Regions from separate parts of the Homo sapiens genome. Here region 2 is linked to region 1. Evidence: read pairs that join two places in POLR2A ChIA-PET (ENCODE). Cell type or tissue: OCI-LY7. All regions are shown on one strand. Each heading gives the region's core, and the rest is flanking DNA. Links, peaks and the distances in the headings are about the cores only.

Region 1 (4,399 bases), core at 294-4,293:
TGTCAGTTGCACATAGATAGATGAGTCCCTCCTGCTCGAAACTGGATTAGGAGAGTCAATTTCTGGAGGTATGAAAGATGTTTTGAGCATCAGTGCCAAGGACTCGTCTCAGATTCCTAGTGCCCATCGAGAGGCCCCGGACAGGTGTTCTGACCTGACCTCCCCATCTCCTGTGTTGCACTGTGGCCTTCATGACAGGGTAGTATGAGAGGTGTCCCCAGCCCATCACTCAGTCCTCACTGGGTCCTTCATGTGTGTCCATTGTGCTTTTCCCTCCTCCCGGCGGGCCTGCTGTCCAGCGGCACAGACGTCAGCTATTGATCCTCGTGCCACCTGCTGCCGATTGAGAAGCTGCCCTCTTTGGTCCTTCTAAAAGTCATGCTCTAAAATTATTCCTCCATACATCAGTTTTACACCAAGCAAACATTAAGCCCTCATTCCGTCAGTGTAAAACTCACACCACATGTAAATTAATTTGGGTGGGGGATTGAATCCCTGGCAGTGGCAGCTCAGGGGCTTGCCCTGGGTATAGTGGGGACACAGCCCCTGAGCCTGGCCCTGGGGATTCTGCAGCAACCAGCAGCTGTTGGTTTATAAAAGCAACTTACTGTGGGGTGGGGTGTGGTTGGCTGTGATATTTATGCGTTGTGATTGCCATTTGGATTTTTAAATAAAGTTCATCCTTTAGAATAGTTTTATATGAACAGAAAAATTGCCAAGATAGTGTAAAGAATTCCCAGTTTCTTTGTTTGTAACATCTTACATTACTATGGTGCATTTGTTAAAATGAATGAGCCAATATCGCTACATTATGATTATGTAAAGTCCATGGTTATTCATATTTCCTTAGTTTTTACCTAATGTTTTTTGTCTCTCCCAGGATACCATCCAACCCCACATCACGTTTCGTCGCCATGTTGCCTTAGGCTCCTCACAGTTGTGGCTTTTTCATAGACTTTCCTCACTTCGTATGACCTCGACAGTGTTGAGCAGTACTGGTCAGTGTTACGTAGGGTGCCCCTCTATTAGGATTTCTCTGATGTTTTTCTCATGATTAGACTGGATTTGGAGGAAGAAGACCAGAGAGGTAAAGACCATTATTTATTTATTTTTTTTGAGACAGAGTCTCGCTCTGTCGCCCAGGCTGGAGTGCAGTGGCGTGATCTCGGCTCACTGCAGTCTCTGCCTCCCGGGTTCAAACGGTTCTCCTGCCTCAGCCTCCTGAGTAGCTGGGACTACACGCTCATGCCACCACTCCTGGCTGAATTTTTTTTTTTTTTTTGTATTTTTAGTAGAGGCCGGGTTTCACCATGTTGGCCAGGATGATCTCCATCTCCTGACCTCATGATCCACCTGCCTTGGCCTCCCAAAGTGCTGGGATTATAGGCATGAGCTGCCGCGCTCGGCCAAGACTGTTCTTATCTCATCACATCAGGGGGACATACTATCAGTAAGGCATCACTGTTGATGTTGACTTGATCACCTAGCCAGGTGATCACTGAGGGAGTGATTGGCAGTTTTCTCTACTGTGAAGTTCTACCTGCCCACCTTCCTATATTGTATTCTTTGGAAGGAAGTCACTATGTGCAGCCTCCACTTAAGGAGTGGGGAATCATGTTCCTCTTCCCTGAGGGCGGAGTATCTACATAAAGTATTTGGAATTTTTTCCCTTGGGAGATTTGTCCCTTCTTTACTATTTATTTACTTGTGTGTTCAATCATGTATTTATAGAAATATGGACTCATGGATATTTATTTTATACTCACAGTTATAATCCAATGTTACTTTATTGTTAAAAGTTGGCTTCTGTGTTCCTTTGACACACCCCCATCATTGTGAGGTTATTAATTTTTATCACGTTCTTACTTTCTGGCACCACAAGAGGTTCCTGGCTCATTTTGTATGTTTCCTGCCCTAGTCCATGGGCAAATTGGCCATTTCTCCAAGAAAGCTCTGGTTCTTTTGGTTGGAGGTTGGCATTAGAAACCAAAATCTCAGTGCCAGGTGTGCTTGTTATTACTGGGTGGGGGAGAGGCCTTTGCTTCTAGGTTCACTCAGCTGACAAAACAAGGAAATACATTGGTTCCTCTTTATTCGCAGTTTTCATTTCCGTGGTTTCAGTTAGGTGCGGTCAATCATGGTCCAAAAATATTAAATAGCAAATTTTAGAGATGAACAATTCATACTTTTTTTTTTTTTTTTGAGACGGAGCCTTGCTCTGTCACCCAGGCTGGAGTGCAGTGGTGCGATCGCAGCTCACTGCAACCTCCGCCTCCTGGGTTCACACCATTCTCCTGCCTCAGCCTCCCGAGGAGCTGGGACTACAGGCACCTGCCACCATGCCCGGCTAATTTTTTGTATTTTTTAGTAGAGACGGGGTTTCACCATGTTAGCCAGGATGGTCTCGATCCCCTGACCTCGTGATCCACCCGCCTCGGCCTCCCAAAATGCTGGGGTTACAGGTGTGAGCCACTGCGCCCAGCCTAGTTGTTCTATTTTATTATTAGGGATCATTGTTAATCTCTTACTGTGCCTAATGATAAATTTTATCAAAGGTATGTATGTATAGGAAAACACATAGTATACATAGGGTTCAGCATTATCTGTTTTTTCAGGCACCTACAGGGGTATTAGAATAGGGTATTCCACACATATAAGGGAGGACGACTGTATATGAGTGTATACCAACACATGTATATACCTGTAACCTGTAACTATTTCTATATATAACCATCAATAGTCTATTAAGCTAAACATGAGTTCATAGTGATGTCTTCAATGCCAATCCTTTACAGCGTGGATCAGTCCAGCCTCCTCCCCTGTTCCCACTCCAGCAGTGAGAAACCTGGTTCTCACCATCTGCCATCCATTTACTTAATGGTCAGTTTCAAAATACGTGAGTAGTGGTATCAGAACTATTAACCACTGCCCACCTGGGAAACAAATTTATCAACTAGAGTTCATCACTGATGTACAGCTTCTTTGGCCTTTAGTATTACAGACTCCATGATTTTCAGAGTTACTTAAGTCAGCACCTTTTCCCCCCAACCCCTTTCAGTGAGGTTGTTTCGTAGATTGTTTTTTGTCACATTTTGCAAAATTAGGATCCTGAGATCCTCCCACCTTTTAAATACTTTTTAAAAGTTAGCATATCTGCAGATTAGCTCTTTGGCCTGTACAGTTCAATGGGTTTTGACAAATGCATAGTCATGTATCCACAATTACATATCATAAAAATAGTTCACCACCCTGAAAAATTCTCTGGACTTCACTTATTTAATCCTTCCCTCTCTCCCTGAACTCTTACTGATCTTTTCACTATTACTACCGTTTTGCCCTTTCCAGAATGCCATGTCATTGGAATTATGCAATATGTTACTTTTTAAGATTCACTTATTTCACATAGCAATATGCATTAAGATTCATCCATATTGTTTTATGGCTGGATTCTTCATTTATTTTTATGGCCAAATAACATTTCATTATGTAGATGTACCACAGTTTGTTTATCCATTCACCTATTTAAGATACCTTGCTTGTTTACAGTTTTTGGCAATTAAAAATAAAGCTGCTATAAACAATCACATGCAGGTGTTTTCAAATCAGTTATGTAAATACCTAGGAATATGATTGCTGGATCATACAATAAGACTATGTCTCGTTTTGTAAGAAACTTTTAAACTGTTTTCCTAAGTGGCTGTTTTACATTCCTATAAGCAATGGATAAAAATTCCTGTTGGTCTGCATCCTCACTAGCAATTGCATCCTCATCAGCAACTGACAACAAATACTGTCCATTTTTGGATTTTAGCCATTGTGATAGGTATGTAATGGTATCTTATTGTTGCTTTAATTTGCAGTCCCCTACTGGCAAATGATATTGAACATTATGTCATATGCTTATTTGCTGTTCCTGTATCTTCTTTGGTGATGTTTGTTCAGATCTTTACCCTCTTTTTTTTTTTTTTTTGAGATGGGGTCTTGCTCTGTCGCACAGCCTGGACTGCAGTGTTGCAATCTCGGCTCACTGCAAGCTCTACCTCCCGGGTTCACGCCATTCTCCTGCCTCAGCCTCCTGAGCAGCTGGGACTACAGGCGCCCGCTAGCACACCTGGCTAATTTTTTTGTATTTTTAGTAGAGACGGGGTTTCACTGTGTTAGCCAGGATAGTCTCAACCTCCTAATCTCGTGATCCTCCCACCTCGGCCTCCCAAAGTAAAGTGCTGGGATTACAGGCTTGAGCCACCGCGCCCAGCCACCTTCTTTTAAAGTTAGACATTTTGTTTTCTTATTGTTGAGTTTTACTTTTCTTTATACATTTTGGATACAAATTCTTTATCAGATATGTGTTTTACAAATATTTTCTTTCAGTCTGTGACTTCTCTTTTTCTTCTCTTAA
Region 2 (4,399 bases), core at 380-4,379, 56 kb after region 1:
TTGCACTTGAAATCTTAGCTAGCTTAGCTTTTGCCTCAAAGACTTTTGATTTTTTCTTTTGGGTCTAGTAATTAAAGCATGAAGGTCATTAACATAAAGTGTTTGAAAATGTTTTTCTTTTTTAACCACTTGTCTTTGTGACTTCACTGCCTGAACAGAAAGTCACAAATGCCATATTCGAATCACACTGAATGTATTGAACATGTGAATGTGCATAGCTGCTATGGCATAGTGTCACTTTGAAGTTAAACTTCATTGAAAATATATTTTTTATTCATCTCCCAAGCAAGAAAATCAGGGTTGATTTTTATTTTTAAAAGCAAATTAACTTTAATAGTACCTTGATATATATATTTCTTTCCAGCCCTTTTGATTCTTGTGTACATGTGTTTTGCTGCAGTGAACATCTTTCTCATCGTTCTACTGAAGGATGGCAGAATATGCTGCCCGCCCAAAATATGCCACTTTGGCATAAGGATTACTTTGAGCTAAAGGCACTTGAAAAATAGCAGATGCAAGAAGGGCATTTGAATTTCCTCTTTTCTTCCTGAAAACAGGAGATAAAAACTCCCATGTGAAAAATAGCTTTACTGTACCAAGAGGAAAGAAACATTACTCAATGGGGATTCAAAGCCAAGTGAATTCTGTACAAACAACTTCGTTAAAATAATTATCTCCCTTTATCCTCCCCACATAATTTACTTTTCCCACAATTACCTCTCTTTGTTCAACCAAATATAAAAGCATTTAGGTTTTGCCACCTCTTTCGGTCTTCATTTCCCTAACAAGCGCTCCTGTGTCCTGTAAAACTTAAATGAAGTTTGAATGCTTTTCTCCTGTTAATCTATTTTATATTAGTTTAAGTCTCAGGTCCAGCTGGGGCCCTTCGAGGGTGGAGGGAAGGTTTTGCCTCCCCTGCAGTATATACAACTTTGTGTAGTCCTCAAATATTTTCCTTAACAGAAATCCCTGGAAAGAAGCAAATTGTTATCAAACTACCCTGCCAGGCACTGTGCTAGGTACTGGGTAAACCTATCTCACTTAATCCCCTGATGCCAGGTTTAGGCCTCATTTTGTTGACTTGGAGACTTAAACCGGGAGGAGTGTCAGTATCGTACAGGTTTCTAATGTTAGTTCATCTGATCCCAAAGCCCTTACTTTTTCAAGGACACCATGTCTATGTTTGCTCTGAATCAGTATACAGTTAAAAGCCCACTCTCTGGAGGCAGATTGGCTGTGTTCAGATCTCACACCTACCACTTACTCGCTATAGAGCCTCAAAACTTAATAATCTTCTCCTGTGACAGTTTATTTGTGAGAAGAGAAACATAATAAATGCACATGCCTGATAGGTTTGTTGTGGGGATTAAATGAAGTCATACCTGTAAACCACCTGGAATAAGGTCTGACCCACCATTCACTTTGTATAGTAGTCCCCCCTTGTCTGTGGAGGATGTGTTCCAAGACCCTCAGTGGATACCTGAAATCGTGGACAGCACCAAACCCTAAATCCACAATGTTTTTCCCTATGCATAGATACATACTGTATTAGTCAGGGTTCTCTAGAGGGACAGAATTAATAGAATAGATGTATATATGAAAGGGAGTTTACTAGAGTATTGACTCACATGATCACAAGGTGAAGCCCCACAATAGGCCATCTGCAAGCTGAGGAGCAAGGAAGCCAGTCTGAGTTCCAAAACCTCAAAAGTAGGGAATCCAATAGTGCAGCCTTCAGTCTGTGGCTGAAGACCCTTGAACCCCTGGCAAACCACTAGTGTAAGTCCAAGAATCCAAAAGCTGAAGAACTTGGAGTCTGACTTTCAAGGGAAGGAGGCATCCAGCATGAGAGAAAGATGAAGACCAGAAGACTCAGCAAGTCAAGTCCTTCCACGTTCTTCTGCCTGCTTTTATTCTAGCCGCACTGGCAGCTGATTAGATGGTGCCCACCCAGATTGAACGTGGGTCTGCCTCTCCTAGTCCACTTACTGAAATGTTAATCTCCTTTGGCAACACCCTCACTGACACACCCAGGAACAATACTTTGCTTCCTTCAATCAAGTTGACACTCCACATTAATCATCACACGAACCTATGATAAAATTTAATTTACGCCAGGAGCGGTGGCTCACACCTGTAATCCTAACACTTTGGGAGGCTGAGGTGGATGGATCACTTGAGGTCAGGAGTTCGAGACCAGCCTGGCTAACATGGTGAAACCCCATCTCTATTAAAAATACAAAAAAAGCCAGACGTGGTGGTACACACCTGTAATCCTAGCTACTCGGGAGGCTGAGATGTGAGGATCTCTTGAACCCAGGAGGCGGAGGTTGCAGTGAGCCAAGATCGTGACACTGCACTCCAGCCTGGGCGACAGAGCGCAACTCCATCTCAAAAAAAAAAAAAAAAAGTTTAATTTATAAATTAGTCATAATAGAGATTAACAATAATTGATGAGAAAAATGAAATCTTAAGCCCTCCAGCTGACTGAACAGACCCCCTCTTGGCCAAGGGGACCCCGAATAACCTTGGAAACCCTCACCCGCTCTAAATGCCATTAGGCTTTCTTCCCTAAGAGCTAAACAGAAATCAGCCCTTTCAAAAGACTCCACTGCTGGTATAAACCAACCACCTGATGCTGCCCCTCCCTTTTGCAGTTTTGGCACAATTGACCAGCAGTTCTTCCTGGTAAAAGACCACCAACCATGGAGTAGTTCTGGCCAGTCTATGGAAGACATGCAGTCAGGGTTTTCATGTCCTCTACTTCACCTTTTGATGTCAGAGGGCTGAAAACTCCTACCCTGGATCATGCTAACACTGCCAATTTTGGAATATGGGTCCCAGGGAGAGACATGAAGTGCAATTGCGCATATGCACATTTCTCCTTGCATAAATGTTCATGACTCCTCCTATAGCTTATTAAATATGTATATTTGGCCACCCCATTCTGCATAGATTCCTGCTCCCTTTGCCCTCCCTTGAAGTGTCTGTTTCTGGCTTCTAGCATGAGGTTGTCTTCCTAGCCTGTTGGAATGGCCGCCCCGCAGACTGCAACCCTTTATGAGAAATAAAGCTCTTTCCAAATTTATGAACCTCGTCATCCTTCAGTTGACACTAACAATAAAGTAGAACAAATATAGTGTAATAAGTTATATTGTGGTTTCTCTTTGAAAATATCCTAATATTTTCGGACTGTGGTTGACTGCAGGTAACTGAAACCACAGAAAGTAAAACTGCAGACATGGAGATGGAGCAGCAACTACTATAATCATTGGCTGTTGTCGGTTATATTTATTGTTACTAATGTTAGTATTGTTATCACCACAGTTTCTCCCCAGACATCCATGGCTTCCAGTATCAATCCAAGGTGGAATGTGGGTCTGGATGACTTCTCCATGCAGGGCCTAAAACTTCATTCTAATACTCTTATTTTATGTCTGCATTTTCTCACCTGCATTCTTCTGGAAAGAGTGTAGAGAGATGTTTTGAGACTTAAAAACTGGTATCTCTTCTCCTCTATCTTGAGTAATGACAGTCTGCTATCTAGGTAAGCGTGCTGCTGGAGGACACTGCTGATTTTCACAGTGACAGGGGTAGTCTGACTGGTGGGCTGCTTGGTAACGTACATGAATACCTTAGCAAGAAAGAGCACTGAAAAACCAGCCCAACTGTTGACAATAGCTTTTATCTAATTTTCCACTTTCCCCTTATATCTCGGTCACTGAACTTTTTTGACTCAAGGCACTGTAGCAGGACGAGCCGCAGACAAAATCTCTCAGACACCGAGTTGCACAAGGAAGGGCTTTATTCAGCTGGGAGCATCGGCAAGCTACTGCCTTAAAATCCGAGCTCCCCAAATGCACAATTTCTGTCCCTTTAAAGAGCTCACAACACTAAAGATTTTACATGAAAGGGTCGTGATTGATCAGAGCAAGCAGGCGGTATGTGACAGGGGCTACATGCACCGGTGGTCAGAGAGAAACAGAACAGGGCAGTTCTGTTCTTTATACAATGTTCTTCTATACAATGTCTGGAATCTATGAATAACATCGGTTTCTAAGTTATGAGTTGATTTTTAACTACTGGGTTTAGGCCAGGCAGGCCCAGGCCTGGTTTTGGGCCTGGCGCTGGGCTGCCTGTATTTGGTTTTACTTCCTTGTTGTTTTTTCTTAAAACAGGTACTGAGTATAAAACAATATAAAACAATATGAGACGGTCTCTCTATTCCCTCAATACAACATCCACATCCTGCAGTAGGGACCTTTTGCAGAATTCTAGATGGCAGGAAGCTTCTATGAACCTAAGTCCAGATTTTAATTTGCAAGGAAACTGAAGCAGATGAATTTTCTCATTGTAAAAAAATGAATGCCTTGATAATATATTTGTTTTTCATAGTAGG

The links. Peaks named below come from ENCODE experiments on the same cell type or tissue, not always from the same donor. Only the 100,000 strongest peaks of a DNase experiment are listed, where the experiment ranks them.
Region 2: POLR2A ChIA-PET joins it to region 1 with 15 read pairs; 3 of 35 experiments call an interaction of 5 or more read pairs at or near these places.

What each region holds. Positions count from the first base shown.
Region 1 is chr15:29,327,166-29,331,564 of GRCh38, reverse strand. All of the region lies in intron 2 of ENTREP2 (endosomal transmembrane epsin interactor 2), which reads left to right. Among named protein-coding and RNA genes, the nearest start is that of NSMCE3, 60 kb to the right of the region's middle. In OCI-LY7, for the core only: no CTCF peak of the experiment used is centred there; a DNase peak (open chromatin) is centred at 2,064.
Region 2 is chr15:29,271,211-29,275,609 of GRCh38, reverse strand. All of the region lies in intron 2 of ENTREP2 (endosomal transmembrane epsin interactor 2), which reads left to right. Among named protein-coding and RNA genes, the nearest start is that of NSMCE3, 3.6 kb to the right of the region's middle. In OCI-LY7, for the core only: no CTCF peak of the experiment used is centred there; no DNase peak of the experiment used is centred there; H3K4me3 peaks cover 233 bases; H3K27ac peaks cover 1,222 bases.